Regions from separate parts of the Homo sapiens genome. Here region 2 is linked to region 1. A link is a loop called in an ENCODE intact Hi-C map of the cell type or tissue named here. Cell type or tissue: chondrocyte. All regions are shown on one strand. Each heading gives the region's core, and the rest is flanking DNA. Links, peaks and the distances in the headings are about the cores only. Region 1 overlaps FAF1 (Fas associated factor 1). Region 2 holds the start of MIR4421 (microRNA 4421).

Evidence for each region. A loop is a pair of places that touch in the nucleus more often than their neighbours do. Peaks named below come from ENCODE experiments on the same cell type or tissue, not always from the same donor. Only the 100,000 strongest peaks of a DNase experiment are listed, where the experiment ranks them.
Region 2: it touches region 1 in a loop (2.3-fold over the local background); 6 of 110 quality-filtered maps call a loop at or near these places.

Annotation. Positions count from the first base shown.
Region 1 is chr1:50,924,769-50,932,768 of GRCh38, forward strand. The region is part of intron 1 of FAF1 (Fas associated factor 1); the gene reads right to left. Among named protein-coding and RNA genes, the nearest start is that of FAF1, 31 kb to the right of the region's middle. In chondrocyte, for the core only: CTCF peaks have their summits at 4,801 (motif pointing right) and 5,018; no DNase peak of the experiment used is centred there.
Region 2 is chr1:51,053,992-51,063,179 of GRCh38, forward strand. MIR4421 (microRNA 4421) reads left to right here and starts at 5,846; the gene lies at 5,846-5,914. MIR6500 (microRNA 6500) reads left to right here and starts at 6,027; the gene lies at 6,027-6,112. In chondrocyte, for the core only: CTCF peaks have their summits at 4,945 and 5,145; DNase peaks (open chromatin) are centred at 5,131 and 5,519.

The sequences.
Region 1 (8,000 bases), core at 1-8,000:
GTTCAAGAGTTCAAGACCAGCCTGGCCAACATGATGAAACCCTGTCTCTCCAAAAAATACAAAAATTAGCTGGGTGTGGTGTTGGGCACCTGTAATCTCAGCTACTCGGAAGGCTAAGGCAGGTGAATTACTTGAACCCAGGAGGCGGAGGCTGCAGTGAGCTGAGATCGTGCCATTGCACTCCAGCCTGGGTGACAAGAATGAAACTCCATCTCAAAAAACATAACAAAACAAAACAGATACATAGACCAACAGAACAGAGAACCTTGAAATTAAAAATATTAATAAATCCACATATTTTTAGCCAACTGATACTCAGCAAAAGTGCTAAGAATACACATTGGGAAAACAACAGTCTCTTCAATAAATGGTGCTAAGAAAAATGGATAGTCATATGCAGAGGAATGAAACTAGACCCCTATCTATCACTACATACAAAAATTAACTCAAAATGGATTAAAGACTTAAATGTAAGACTCAAAACTATAAAACTGCTGGGTGGAATCACGTCAGGACAAAAACACAGACAACAAGAATAGACAAATGGGACTGTACTAAACTAAAAGGCTTCTCCACGGTAAAAGAAACAATCAACACAGTTAAGAGATAACCTGTAGATAGGAAAATACTTACAAATCGTTTGACTAACAAAGAACTAACAACCAGAATATACAAGGAATTCAAACTTAGCACCAAAAAAAAAAAAATCCCACTACTACAAAGTGGGTCAAAGATCTGAACAGACATTTCTCAAACGAAGACATAGAAATGGCCAACAAATATTATCTCACCCCGCTCAGAATGGCTATTATCAAAGACAAAAAATTACAAATGCTGGCAAGGATGCAGAGAAAAGGGAACTCATACACTGTTGGTGGGAATATAAATTAGTATAGTCACTATAAAAAACAGTGTTGCACTTTCTCAAAAAACTAAAAATAGAACTACTATATGATACAGCAATCACACTACTGGGTATTTATCCAAAGGAAAGGAAATCAACATCAAAAGGATACCTATACATCCATGTTTATTGCAGCACTATTCATAATAGCCCAGATATGGAGTCAGCCTAAATGTCCATCAACAGGCAAATGGATAAAGAAAAATGTGGTTTATATACACAATAGAATACTATTCCTCCATGAAAAAGAATGGAATTGGGCCAGATGTAGTGTGCCTCATGCACGTAATCCCAGTGATTTGGGAGGCTGAGGCAGGAGGGTCGCTTAAGGCCAGGAGTTGAAGACCAGGCTGGGTAACATAGCAATACCCCATCTCTATAAAAAGTAAAACAAGTTAGCCAGATGTGGTGATACATGCTTGTAATCCCAGTTACTCGGGAGACTGAGGGGGGAGGATCGCTTAAGCCCCAGAGTTTAACATTACTGAAGCATATGATCACACTACTGCACTCCAGCCTGGGCAACAGAAAGATCCTGTCTCTAAACATAAAAAACAAACAAACAAACAAAACTACAAAGAAAAATAATGAAATCCTATCACTTGCAGCAACATGGATAAGCCTGGAGGATACTATGTTAAACTAAATAAGGCACAGAAAGATAAATACATGCTCTCAGTCATATGTAGGAGCTAAAAAGAATTCTGAGCTCATGGAATTAGAGTATACAACTGTAGATATTGGAGACTGGGAAGGGCAGTGAGAGGGAGAATGGGGAGAACCTGGTTAACATATAAAATTACAGCTAGATAGGAGGAATGAGTTCTGGTGTTCTACAGCGCTGTGGGGTGACATGGTTAACTATAATTTATTGTATATTTTCAAAAAGATAAAAAAGCAGACTTTAAATGTTCTCAACAAAAAAAAAAAGTTTAAGGTGAAGGATATGCTAATTACTCTGATTTGATCACTACACATTGCATATTCTTATGAAAACATCAGTTGTATCCCATAAGTATACACAATTATTACATGTAAACTAAAAATACAAGGGAAAAAATTACCGTATGATCCAGTAACTGCACTTGTGGTTATGTACCCAAAAGACTTTTAAGGAAGCAAGGAGTCAAGACATATTTATCCACCCATGTTCATAGTACCATTGTTGACAATATCCAAAATGTATAAACAACTCAAATGTCCATCCATAAATAAAGAACATGTAGTATGTTCACACAACAGAGTATTGTTGCTCCTTAAAAAGGCAAGAAATTCTGACACATGCTATAAAACGGATGTAACTTAAAAATACTATGTTAAGTGAAACAAGCCAGACATAAAAGAACAAACACTAAATAATTCCACGTCTATAAGTACTCAAACTCACAGAAGCAGAAAGGGGAATGGGGAGTTAATGTTTAGAAGCAGAAAGGGGAATAGGGAGTTAACGTTTAATCAATAGAGTTTGGGAAGATGAAAACGTTCTAGAGATGAGTGGTGGTGATGCCACATAACAATGTGAGGGTACTTAATACCACTGAACTGTATGTTTAAAATGGCAAAAAGGGTAAATTTTATGTTATGTATATTTTACCAGAATTTTTTTTTTAAAGCTTACTGCATGGGGACCAAGCGTGGTGGCTCACACCTGTAATCCCAGCACTTTGGGAGGCCGAGGCGGGTGGGTCACTTGAGGTCAGGAGTTCGAGACCAGCCTAGCCAACATGTTGAAACCCCGTTTCTACTAAAATGACAAAAAATGAGCCGGGCATGGTGGCATGTGCCTGTAGTCCCAGCTACTTGGGAGGCTGAGGTTGCAGTGAGCCAAGATGGCACTCTGCCTGGGCGGCAGAGTGAGACCCTGTCTCCAAAAAAAATAAAAGCTTACTGTGTGGTTTCATATACATAAAGTTTTAAAACTGGCAAAACTAACATATGTGTAATGTCAGAAGTCAATGTACTAAGTTATGCTGAAAGGTGAGGGGTAATTGAATGGAAGAAGGAGGCTTCTGGAACTCTGATTATATTCTTCTTTTTCATTTGTTTAAACAAATTTTTTTTCTTACAATTCTGAGACTAGAAATCCAATATCAAGGTGTCAGCAGTTTGCGTGTCTTCTGGGGCCTCTCTTCTTGGCTTGTTGATGGCTGTCTCCTCCCTGTGTTCACATTGTTCTTCCTTGTGTCTCTATGTGCCCTAATCTCCTCTTTTTCTTTTTTCTACTCGTTACATATTCTGTTCTTTTAACCAAAGAGTTGTTTATATGGATGTGTTCATGTTGTGCAAATTCAAACTATACTGTTAGGATTTGTGTTCTTTGCTGAGTATTATGCCCTCATAAAGTTTAGAATTTTCATTTGCTTCAGTTAATGACAGACTGTGATTTTGCTGAGGTGAGGATCTGGATGATGTTCACAGCCAGACTGGTTTTCAGGAACAAGTCACCTGCCTAGTAAGTGAGCCCTGCTTGAGTCCAACATCCATGCTATGGTGCACTTTTACTGCATGCTCTCTGTCTTTGGCACACAGACGACAATTTTTCTGAAATGGCAAAAATATTGGTTCTATTTCAAAAGTGGCCTCAAAATGAAAGTCAACTTCTACTATAAATAATAGAATGGAAAAGTCTAAGAAAGTAATATGAAAGTCTCTTGAGTATATGGAGAAAAGAACGTCAAGAATCTATACCTTTGTTTAAAAGATTTATTCTACATGTCAAAGCATTTCCAAAGCCCAGCTGCTTTTAGTCTCAGCGGCATTAATTCTTTAGAATAAAAATATCACACTTAAAAGAAAATAGGTGTTCTGTATTTAAAAACTGAGGAAGGCGGCCAGGCGCAGTGGCTCATGCCTGTAATCCCAGCACTTTGGGAGATCAAGGTGGGCGGATCACAAGGTCAAGAGTTCGAGACCAGCCTGGCCAACATAGTGAAACCCCATCTCTACTAAAAATACAAAGTATCAGCCGAGCATGATGGCGGGCGCCTGTAATCCCAACTACTCGAGAGGCTGAGGCAAGAGAATCGCTTGAACCTGGGAGGTGGAGGTTGCACTGAACCGAAATCACGCCATTGGACTCCAGCCCAGGCAACAGTGCGAGACTCCACCTCAAAAAAAAAAAAAAAAAAAACTAGGGAAGGCTGGCCAGGCACAGTGGCGCATGCCTGTAATCCCAGCACTTTGGGAGGCTAAGCTGAGCTCAGGGGATCGAGACCAGCCTGGCCAACACGGTGAAACCCCATCTCTATTAAACATCCAAAGAAATACCCAGGCATGGTGGCGTGCATCTGTGGTGCCAGCTGCATGGGAGGATTGCTTGAGCTCAGGAGGCACAGGTTGCAGTGAGCCAAGATCATACCACTGTACCCCAGCCTGGGTGACATAGCAAGACACTGTCTCAAAAAAAAAAAAAAAAAAGAAAGAAAAGAAAAAAAAACTGGGAAGGCTAGCAAAATGATTCTTTTTTTAATCAAAATAAAAAATGTTTTGAATTATTAGGAAATGATGTGTTTAATAATACTCTCAAAGTATATCCCACAATATTTAATAGAGTTTTATTAACAGAATTAAAACAGAAAGTTCTTTCATCATTCATACAATTTATACATAGGAAAGCAGAAGGAGTGGGCTCCCAAAACAGTGCTATTTAAGTTCTACATTGAGTACTAGTATATAAATTTTATCCTGGATAGTTTTAAAAAATGATACTTGAGCAAGAATTAATGCATGTTTTATGAATATATGTGAACTAAAAGATCTTTGGTTGATAAAATTGTATTCAGATCCCTTCAAAAAAATAAAAATTTCCCTAAATTTTACACACTGTTTATATTATATCTTTTGGTAACAAAAACTAGAGAATAGATTCATTGTAAGAGCTTACATTATCTTTTCTATCCACAAGAGGGAGCAAACATTTAACACATCTTGGGAATTTCATTACATGCTAGTTTTCACACAAGACTTTCAGGAAATAATAAAACTGCCAAAAATATTCATTGAATGTCTATCATGTGCCAGGCATAGTGTTAGGGTCTGGAAATATAGTGGGAAAAAGATGTGGCTCCTGCCCCCACGATTCACAATTATTCAGGTAACAAAGTACATCTAAAGATTTATAAGATTATTTAAAGGAACACAAACCATACTTAGCTTTTTTATAATTATTATAAGCTATAACTTATAAGTATTCTGTCTTACCAGAAGCTACAAATATAATGTAACGCTATACAAATTGTCAGTAATTTACAGTCTACAACTCTTAAAAAGCAAATAACATATATTAGGCAATTTATCGCATAAAGAATTAAGCACCAAGATGCAAATACCTTCTTTTTTCCAAGTAGACTCCAATGATCTATGCCACTCATTTTTTTCATTTAGCTTAACCAAAATGTTAGCAAATTAACATTTATTTAGGGTAATCTGGGGGTGTAGTTAACAAAGCATTTCAAGAGAGGGATATCTTTGAAATGTACTGATAAGTAGTAAAATCATAATGCCAAAGTGGGAAATTCTCAATTACAGCCTGTTAATGACATTTTAATACATCTTGGTTCTTTTGTTTTAAAGAAGAATGGATTCCAAAAGGGCATAATGAGCTAAGCAGGTGACCTCAGGAGAGTTCTTCCAAGTAGGTGTGTTTATACAGCAGCAAAGTTTAGGGTACAGTACTATTCAGGAAGGTATATTGGCAGGAAACAATGTGTAGTGGAAAAAAAGCTCTGACTCAAAGCACAACTAGCTTCAAATGCAGTTTTACCATTTAACTAGCCCTGTGACTTTAGTTATTAACCTCTCTGAGTCTCAGTGTTCTCACTCATACAATGGTAATAACAACAATCTTGCAAAGCTGCTGTAAGGATTAATAATAATGCAGGTGGCCAGGCACAGTGGCTCAAGCCTGTAATCCCAGCACTTTGGGAGGCCAAGGCGGGTGGATCACGAGGTCAGGAGATCGAGACCATCCTGGCTAACACAGTGAAACCCCGTCTCTACTAAAAATACAAAAAATTAGCCAGGCATGGTGGCGGGTGCCTGTAGTCCCAGCTACTCGGGAGGTGGAGCTTGCAATGAGCCGAGATCGTGCCACTGCACTCCAGCCTGGGAGACAGCAAGACTCCGTCTCAAAAAAGAAAAAAAAGTAGGTAAAGCACCAAATAGCCCAATTTTACAATAAGAAAACTAAAGAAGGCAATATAACTTAACTAGGGTTAGAAAGCAGAAAAACTGTGTGCCAGAACTTCTTTATTTTTAGTAATACTCCTTAACTTGAAGTCTTAGTCTAACATTATTAATTAATTACAGCAGATTTGTTATGATTAGTGTCTACATGATATATTGTTTGTCCATCCTTTTATTTACAACCTAGAGAAGCATCTTTATATTCCAGATGCTTCTCTTATACGAAATATAGATCAATATTTAATTTTCATCCAACCTGATGGTCTCTACCTTTTGATTACTATTTACCCTATTTACATTTAATGTAATTACTGATATGGCAGTAGTTTACTGTAAGTTTACTATCTTGGTTCTCAGTTTACTATCTTGGTTCTTTTATTTTGTTTTCAATCTGTTCCAATTGTTTTTCTTATTGTTATAGTTTCTTATCTGCATTGTTTATACTTTCTTATTGTTATACTTTCTTATCTGCATTCTTTAGGGTTGAGCATATGTATTAGTTTGTTTTCACGCTGCTGATAAAGACACACCCAAAACTGGAAACAAAAAGAGGTTTAATTGGACTTACAGTTCCACATAGCTGGGGAAGCCTCAGAATCATGACAGGAGGTGAAAGGCACTTCTTACATGGTGGCAGTGAGAGAAAAATGAGGAAGAAGCAAAAGCAGAAATCCCTGATAAACCTATCAGATCTCAAGAGACTTATTCACTATCACAAGAATAGCACGTGGGTGGGCGCAGTGACTCACACCTGTAATCCCAGCACTTTAGGAGGCTGAGGCGGGTGGATCACGAGATCAGCAGGTTGAGACCATCCTAGCTAACACAGTGAAACCCCATCTCTACTAAAAATACAACAACAACAAAAAAATTAGCCAGGCATAGAGGCAGGCGCCTGTAGTCCCAGCTACTCAGGAGGCTGAAGCAGAATGGCGTGAACCAGGGAGGCAGAGCTTGAAGTAAGCCGAGATCGTGCCACTGCACTCCAGCCTGGGTGACAGAGCAAGACTCTGTCTCAAAAATAAATAAATAAATAATAATAATAATAATAATAATAATAATAATAATAATAGCACATGAAAGACTGACTCCCATGATTCAATTACCTCCCCCCAGGTCCCTCCCACAACATGTGGCAATTCTGGGAATAATAATAATAATAATAGCACATGAAAGACTGACTCCCATGATTCAATTACCTCCCCCCGGGTCCCTCCCACAACATGTGGCAATTCTGGGAGACGAAAATTCAAGTTGAGATTTGGATGGGGACACAGCCAACCATATCATTCCACCCATGGCCCCTCCAAATCTCATGTCCTCACATGTCAAAACCAATCATGCCTTCCCAATAGTCCCCCAAAGCCGTAACTCATTTCAGCATTAACCCAAAAGTCCACAGTCCAAAGTCTCATCTGAGACAAGGCAAGTCCCTTCCACCTATGAGCCTCTAAAATCAAAAGCAAGCTAGTTATTTCCCAGATAAAATGAGGGTACAGGTATTGGGTAAACACAGCCATTCTACATGGGAGAAATTAGCCAAAACAAAGGGGTTACAGGGCCCATTCAAGTGTGAAATCCAGCGGGGCAGTTAAATTTTAAAGCGCCAAAATGATCTCCTTTGACTCCAGGTCTCACATTCAGGTCACACGGATGCAAAAGGTGGGTTCCCATGGTCTTGGGCAGCTCCGCGCCTGTGGCTTTGCAGGGTACAGCCTCCCTTCTAGGTGCTTTCACAGGCTGGCACTGAGTGTCTGCAGCTTTTCCAGGCACAGGGTGAAGCTGTTGGTGGATCTGCCATTCTGGGATCTGGAGGATGGTGGCCCTCTTCTCACAGCTCCACTAGGCAGTGACCTAGCAGGGACTCTGTGTGGAGGCTCTGACCCCACATTTCCCTTCCCCACTGCCCTAG
Region 2 (9,188 bases), core at 698-8,697, 130 kb after region 1:
TCATAGAATGAATTTGGAAGTATTCCTTATCTTTTTGGGAAGAGTTTAAGGAGAAAGGGTATTAATTATTTTACAAATGTTTCATACAATTCACCCAGGAGGCCATCTGATTCTGGGCTTTTCTTTGCTGGAAGGCTTTGATTATTGATTCAATGTTCTTACTTGTTATTGGTTTCTTCAGGCTTTCTATATTTTCTTAATTCAGGGTATATGGTTCTAATCTTCTAAGTTATAGTTTATTGGCATATAATTAAATTGTTCATAATAGTCCCTTATGATTCTTTTTTTTTTTTTTTTTTTGAGACAGTCCCACTCCATCACCAAGGTTGGAATGCAGTGGCATGATCTCAGCTCACTGCAGCCTCCACCTCCTGGGTTCAAGCAATTCTCATGCCTCAGCCTCCCAAGTAGCTGGGATTACAGGCATGTGCCATCACACTCGGCTAATTTGTGTATTTTTAGTAGAGATGGGGTTTCACCATGTTGGCCAGGCTGGTCTCGAACTCCTGACCTCAAGTGATCCACCCTCCCTGGCCTCCCAAAGTGCTGGGATTATAGGCGTAAGCCACTATGCTCAGCCGATTCTTTTTATTTCTGAGGCACTCTTTGCAATGCGTCCTCTCTTATTTCTGGTTTATTTGAGTTTTTTTTCTTTTTTCTCAGTCTAGCAAAGACTGAGATTTTTTGTTGATTTTTTGTTTTCAAAAAACCAACTCTTAGTCTTATGGAATCTTTTCTCTTGCTTATAAAATTCTCTATTTGAGGCCAGGCCTAGTGGCTCATGCCTGTAATCCCAGCAGGAATCAATTCCTGAGGTCAGGAGTTCGAGACCAGCCTGACCAACATGGTGAAACCCCGTCTCTTACTAAGAATACAAAAATTAGCCGGGCATGCTGGTGGGCACCTGTAATCCCAACTACTCAGGAGGCTCAGGCACGAGAATCACTTGAACCCGGGATCATGCCACTGCACTCCAGCCTGTGTGACACAGTGAGACTCTGTCTCAAAAAAATAAACAAATAAATAAATATATTCTCTATTTCTTCTTTGATCTTTATTAATTCCTTTATTCCACTAATTTGGGGCTTAGTTTGCTCTTTTTCTAGTTCTTTGAGGTGTAATATCTTATTTGAGATCTTTCTCCTTCCTCCCTTCCTCCCTCCCTCTCTCCCCTCCCTCCCTCCCTCCCTTCTTTCTTTCTCTTCCTTCCTTCCTTCCTTTCTTTCTTTCTTTCTTTTCTTTCTTTCTTTCTTTTTCTTTCTATTTCTTTCTTTTTGAGACTGAGTCATGCTCTGTCACCCAGGCTGGAGTGCAGTGGCATGATCTTGGCTCACTGCAACCTCTACCTCCCAGGTTCAAGTGATCTCCTGCCTCAGCCTCCCACGTAGCTGGGATTACAGGCACGCACCACCATGCTTGGCTAATTTTTTGTATTTTTAGTAGAGATGAGATTTTGCCATGTTGGCCAGGCTGGTCTCAAACTCCTGACCTCAAGTGATCCTCCCACCTCGGCCTCCCAAAGTGCTGGGATTACAGGCATGAGCCACTGTGCCCGGCCTTCTTTCTTCTTTTAATGTAGGCATTTATCACTATATACTTCCCTTTTAGTACTGCTTTTGCTGCACCCTATAAATTTTGGTATGTTCTACTGTTTTTCTCTTTTTTTTCCCTTTCTTTCTCTCTTTCTTTTCTTTCTTTCTTTTTTTTTTTTTTTTTTTTTTTCTTTGCCCAGGCTAGCCTCAAACTCTTGGTCTCAAGCAATTTTCCCATCTTGGCCTCCCAAAGCAGTGGGATTATAGATGTGAGCCATCATTTCTAGCCTCAAGATACTCTTAAAATTACCCGTTGATTTCCTCTTTGACCCAAGAGTTGTTCAAGAGTTTGTTGTTGAGTTTCTATGTGTTTGTGATTTTTCCTATTTTCTTAAGATTATTGATTTCTACTTTCATCCCTTGTGGTCCAGAAAGATACTTGGAATAATTCCAATCTTCTTAAATTAGGTCACTTGTTTTGTAATCTAACATATGATCTATCCTGGAGAATGTTCCATGTATGCTTGAGAAAAGTGGATAATCTTCTGTTGTTGGGTGCAAATTTCTTTATATATCTGTTAGGATCATTTGTTTTATAGTGTTTTCTGTTTCTTTTTTGATATTCTGTACATTATTATAAGTGGAGTATTGAAATCCTCTACTATTATCATGTTACTGTCAAATTCTGCCTTCAGATCTGTCAACATTTGCTTTATATATTTAGATGCTCTTTGTTCAGTATATACATATTTATAATTGTTACATAATCATGTTGAAATGATCTTTTTATAATTATATCAAGACTTTGTCTCTGCAGGCAGCTTTAAACTAAAATCTGTTTTGTCTAACATAAGTATAGTTACCCTGCGTATCCTTGGTTACCATTTGCGTGAGAAATCTTTTCTCATCTCTTCACTTTTAGTCTATATGTGTCTTTAACTCTAAAATCAGTCTCTTATAAACAACATACCATTGGATCCTGTTCTTTCAAATTACACAGCCACTCTATGCCTTTTAATTGGTGAGTTTAATCCATTTACATTTAAAGTAATTAGTGATAGCTGAGGACTACTATTGCCATTCTGTTAACTGGTTTGTGTCTTTTGCAGTTATATTGCCCCTCTCTTCCTCTCTTATTATATTCGTTTGTTATTTGATGTTTTATAGTGATTGCTTTGATTCTCATCTCTTTATGTTTTCTGTATCTGTTACAGATTTTATTCTTTGTGGTTAACTTGAGGCTTATGAAAAATATCTTGTATTTCTAACCATCTATTTTTAAGTTTATAACTATTTCAATCACATCCAAAACCTTTATACTTTTGGCCAGGCATGGTGGCTCACACCTGTAATCCCAGTGCTTTGGGAGGCTGAGACAGGAGGATTGCTTGAAGTGAGGTGTTTGAGACCAGCCTGTGCAATGTAGTAAGACCTTGTCTCTAAAAAAAACCAAAACCAAAAACCGTTTTACATTTTTACTCCCCACCCCTACACTTTGTGTTCTTGTAGTCAGTTTGTTGCCTTTTATATTGTGTATCCTTTGACAAATTTTTATCTTTTAATTTTTATATTAGGGTTAAAAGTAAGTTAGGCCCCACCATTATAGTTTTATATTAACTATATTTGTCCATATATTTTCCTTTACTCATAATATTTATGCTTTTATATGTTTTCATTATACTATTTAGTGTGTTTTCATTTCAATTTGAAGAAATAACTCTTTTAAACATTTCTTTTACGGCTGGGCTAGTAGTGACAGACTCCCTTTGTTTTTGTTTGTCTAAGGAAGAATTCATCTCCCCTTCATTTTTAAAGGATAATCTTGCCAGATGTAGATTCACGGTAAGTAGTTTTTTTTTTCCAGTTCTTTCAATATATCATCCCATTCTCTTCGGCATGCAAGGTTTCTGATGAGAAAGCCACTGATAGTCTTATGGTGATTCCCTATATGTGATGCATTACTTTTCTCTTGCAGCTTTAAAATTCTTTCAGTGTCCTTTATTTTAGACAATTTGATTAAAATGTACCTTGGTATAGTCTTGAATTGATCCTCTTTGAAAACCTGTAAGCTTCATGAATCTGGATATCCATTTCCCTCTCAAAATTTGAGAAGTTTTCAGCCATTACTTCTTTATTTTATTTTATTATCATTATTATTATTATAATTTTTTGAGAAGTAGTCTTGCTCTGTCACCCAGGCTGGAGTACAGTGGCACAATCTCAGTTCATTGCAACGTCTGCCTCCCAAGTTCAAGTCATTCTCCTGCCTCAGCCTCCCGAGTAGCTGGAATTACAGGCACCTGCCACCACACCTGGCTAATTTTTGTAGTTTAAGTAGAGACAAGGTTTCACCATGTTGGCCAAGCTGGTCTTTAACTCCTGACCTCAGGTGATCCACCTGCCTCGACCTCCCAAAGTGCTGGGATTACAGGCATGAGCCACTGCACCTAACCCATTATTTCTTTAAAAAAGCTTTTTACCTCTTTCTCTTGCTTTTCTTCTTCTAGTACTCTCATTATGCACATATTGGTTTGCTTGATGGTGTCCCATAAGTCCTATAAATTTTCTTCACTCTTTTTCATTCTTTTTTCTCCTCTGACTGGATAATTTCAAATAACCTGTCTTCAAGGGCACAAATTCTTTCTTCTGCTCAATAAAGTCTATTTTTGAAGTTCTCTATTGTGTTTTTAATATCAGTCATTAGGTTTTTTGGTTCCAGAATTTCTTTCTTTTTCTTTTTTTTTTTTTTTTCTTTTTTTGAGTTGGAGTCTCATTCTGTCACCCAGGCTGGAGTGCAGTGGCATGACCTCAGCTCACTGCAACCTCTGCCTCCCAGGTTCAAGTGATTCTCCTGTCTCAGTCTCCTGAGTAGCTGGGATTACAGGTGCACACCACCATGCCCAGCTAATTTTTTGTATTTTAGTAGATATGGGGTTTCACTGTGTTGCCCAGGCTGGTCTCAAACTCCTGAGCTCAGGCAATCCGCCTACCTTGGCCTCCCAAAGTGCTAGGATTACAGGTGTGAGCCACCACTCCCAGCCTGGTTCTTTTTTATAAGTTCTACCTTCCTGTTGAACTTCTTGTATTGTTCATGTATTCTTTCTCTGTTTTCAGATGAAATCAGACATGTTCGAGGTGGTATGGCCGTAGACTCTTTTTCTGTTTTCACTGAGTTGTCCAACTGTGTTCTCCTATTGCATGCTGAACTTCTTTAAAAACAATTATTTCTAATTGTTTGGAAGGCAATTTATAGATATCCATTTCTTTGGGGTTGGTTATTGGAAAATTATTGTGTTCCTTTGGTGGTGTCCTGTTTCTTTGATTTCGTGTGTGCGTATTTCTTGTAGCCTTGGGCTGTTTCTTTGCATATTTCATGGAGGAGTAACTTCTAGAGCATATGAACTGGCTTCATGGAGGAAGACTGTCACCTACAGGTTGGTGCAAGTGATGGCAGCAGTGGCCTGTCTGGAGTAGCCACTGTGAAGATGCCGGCTTCAGCAGGGGAAGCACAACTGGGGCTGCACACTCTGCTGAGCCCACGGGTGCCGGGAACAGGTGGGAGCCCCACCCCCTAACAAGTCAGTGGAGCAGGAGCCACATGCTCCCAGGCACAGCTGCAGCTTCTCAGCTGTAGCCACAGACCCAGGCATCCCTGAGGTCTCAGGGGCCCCGGAAGCCCTTTGTTCCCGTAGGCTTGAAAGTGCCTGCTCCCACTGCCTGGCCTCTCCCTGCTCCTGGCCCCCACTCTGGGGCAGAGCAAAGTTGTGGCAGAGCCCAGGCACTGTTGTGACCCAGCTGGGTACCCAAGCACTCAGGGCAGTGCTGACATGCCAGCCCCCTGCTGTCTCAGGCCATCCAGACTTTGGGAACTGAAGAGCACAAGAGGGAGACCAAGGGGTTGCTCAGGGTGGCTCAGTGTGGGCCTGTAGGCAAACCTCAGCATGAACAGCCTGGGCGGCATGGACAACATGTTGATGGTGACAGGAGGCAGACAGGCTCCTGGGCAGAAAGGGGCAGGTTCCCAGTGAAACGCAACCTTCAAGCCATGGATGGCATGAAGCCTGGGGGCTGGGCTGTCAGCTCCAGGTGGAGTCTGCGGCCTGGAGTGAGAACTTATGGTGCTTTTTCCAGGCCCGCCCATGGCCACCCATGGGCCAATCAGAACACACTTCTTCCTTTCTGAGCCCATAAAAACTATGTTACCTAGCTAGACTCATACAGATGTCAGGACTACCAGCTGCAGGAAGGAGCTACCCACTTCAGGTCTCCTCTACTTGTCAGTATGACCTGCCTGTGGAAAAGAGCTACTCACTCTGGGTCTCCTTTCTGCTGAGAGTTGAACACTTGTTGGGACAACCTGTCTGTGGAAAGGAGCTACCTACTCTGGGTTTCCTCTCCCCTGAGAGCTGGACACTCATCTGGACAACCTGCCTGCAGCTAGGAGCTACCTTCTCTGGGTCTCTTCTCTGCTGAGGGCTGCACTCGTCAGGACTACCTGCCTGCAGAAAGGAGCTATCCACTCCAGGTGTCCTTTCTTCTGAGAGCTGGACACTTGTTGGGATGACCTGCCTGCAGGTAGGAGCTGCCCACTCTGGTCTCCTCTCTGCTGAGGGATGCACTCGTCAGGACTAACTGCCTATGGAAAGGAGCTACCCACTCCAGGTCTCCTCTCCCCAGAGAGCTGGACACTTGTCAGGATGACCTGCCTGTGAAATGGAGCTACCCAATCTGGGGCTCCTCTCTACTGAGGGCTGAACTAGTTGGGATGACCTGCCTGTGGAAAGGAGCTACCAACTCCAGGTCTCCCAAGAGCTGTTCTGTCACTCTTTTGCTCAAGAAAGTTCCTTTCTGCCTTGCTCACCCTCCAGTTTTCTGCATACCTCATTCTTCCTGGACACAGGACAAAAATTCAGGACCTGTTGAATGGTGGGACTGAAAGTGCTATAACACAAACAGAGCTAAAACACCTGCCTCCACCCCACTCGTCACACTGCAGGCAATGAGAAGGAGAGAAGAGCTGCAGCCCTTCAGGGAGCTCAGATGCACAGGCTCCCCCAGCCAGGGCTGTGACACCCTCTTTGGGGCTCTGTGGTTTCTAGTGTCTTGGAGCTTCCAAGTGCCACCATGTTCCCCTTGTCCAGATGTGAGTGCCCAGAGCAGAAGCCACTTATAGTGCATCTGATCCAGCCACAGGCTTGAACAGAGCCAGCACCTGTGGTGGCACCTGGAACTGCCCACCCCACCACAGCAGCCAATGCTTGGCTGTGTGCAGCAGCCAGACCCCATGCTTGCTTACTTGTGCACCCCTCTCCTCTCCATGCCTGGATCATTCTTTGAAGGTGTGGGAGCCAGGCCAGTAGCATGAGCTGAGTGCAGCCTGCCAGGCCGAGTGGGTGGAACAAGCCCAGCAGGCTTGAGCAAAACTCTGGCAAAGGCACCACTGGCCACAGAGGTTTCCAACTGGAAAAGTGACACCTGGAGGATGCCATGACACAAGGATTCTGACTGATGGGTATGCAGCCCTTGGTACAACACTGAATATAAATGGTAAGAGTGAACGTCCTTGTCTTATTCCTGATCTTAGGTGGTACTATGGTTTGAATATGATTTGTTTGGCCCTGCCAAGTCTCATGTTGAAATCTGATCCCCAGTGTTAAAGATGGGGCCTGGTAGGAGTGTTTGGGTTGTGGGGGTGGATCCTTCATGAATAGCTCTGTACCATTCTCACGAGAGTGAGTTCTTACTTTTAGTTCCCACAAGAACTGGTTGTTGAAAAAAGCCTGGTACCTCCTCTAGTCTCTCTCTTGCTTCCTCTCTCACCATATGATATGCATATACCAGCTCCTCTTCACTTTCTGCCATAAGTGGAATCAGCCTGGAGCCTTCACTAGAAGCAGATGCCAATGCCATGATTCTTGTGCAGCCTGCAGAACCGTGAGACAAATGAACCTCTTTTCTTCATGAATTACCCAGCCTCAGGTATGCCTTTATATTAATAGTAACACAGACTAAGATGGGATAATTTTTTCAAGCCTTTCACCACAAAGTGACATTAGCAGTGTGTTTTCATAGATGCCCTTTATCAGGCTGAGGAAGTTTCCTTCTATTCCAGGTTTCTTGTTTGTTTTTTTAATCATTAAAGTGTGTTGAATTTTCTCAAGTGCTTTTTCATATCTATGACATGACTGTTTGGCTTTTGTCCATTATTCTATTAATATGATATATGATAATGTATGCTGAGCCTGTATTCATGGAATAAATTCCACTTTGTCATGGTCCATAAATATTTTTATATGGAGCTGGAATCATTCTGATAGTCTATATTCATAACAATAGTTTATATTCATAAAGTTACTGGAAAGAATTTGGCTGTTAATCTTATCAAGAATACCTCAGAGATGATGAGCTGCTTCTGTCTTTCTGCTTTCAATATACTCTCTGTGCCCTTGGTTTTCCAGTTGGTTATGTTGTGTATAGGTGTGCATCTCTTTGCATTTATACTACAGTATAACCTTGAACAACATGAGGGGTTGGGGTGCCGACCCCACTAGTCAAACATCCACATATACATACCTGTGAGAAGAGGGTAGAAAAAAAATCCACATACAACTTTTGACTTCCCAAAAACTTAACTACCAATAGTCTACTATTGGCCAGAATGTTACTGACAACATAAACAGCTGATTAACACTTTTTTTAATGTTATAAGTATCATATACTGTATTTTTACCATTAAGCCAGCCAGAGAAAAGAAAATAATAAGGAAAATATATTTACTATTCATTAAGTGGGTAATCAGAAAGGAATTCATCCCCTCTGTTTTCACATTGAGTAGGCTAAAGAGGAGAAGGAAAAAGAGGGGTTGGTCTTGCCATCTCAGGGATGGCAGAGGTGAGTAAAAGTTCCATATAAGTGGACCTGAACAGCTCAAACCCATGTTGTTCAAGGGTCAACTATACTTGGAGTCTGTTGAGTTTCTTTGATGTATAGATTAATGTTTTTCATCAAACGCTGGCAGTTTTTGGCCATTATTTTGTCAAGCATATTTTTTGCTCCTTTTTCTCTCTTCCGAGACTACCATTATGCATAGATTGGCATGCTTGATGGTATCCTATAGATCTGCAAGGTTCTCTTCATCTTTGTTAATCTTTTTTTCTTTCTCTTTCTCAGACCAGATTTTCTCAATTGGTTTATCTTCAGGTTCACTGATTCTTTTTCAAATATGCTCTTGAAACCCTCTAGTGAATTTTTTTGTTTCAGTACTTTTTGACTCTAGAATTTCTATTTGGTTGTTTTATTTAAAAAGAAATTATTTAAATGTCTATCTCTTTATTGATATTCTCTCTTAAGTTTTATATCATTTTCATACTTTCCTTTGGTTCTTTATACATAGTTTCCTTTAGTTCTTCAAACATTTAATATCGCTGATTTAACAACTTGGCCTTGTAAGTTTAGCATCAAGGCTTTCTGAGGGACAGTTTCTATTAACTGCTTTTTTTTTCCCAATATATGGGCCCTACTTTGAGTCTCATAATTTCCTGTTGAAAATAGTCATTTTACATAATATAATGTAACAACTATGGAAATCAGACTCTCTCCCATCCCAGGGTTTATTAATATTGCTGGTTGTTTATTTGTTTTGTTTGTTGTTGTTGC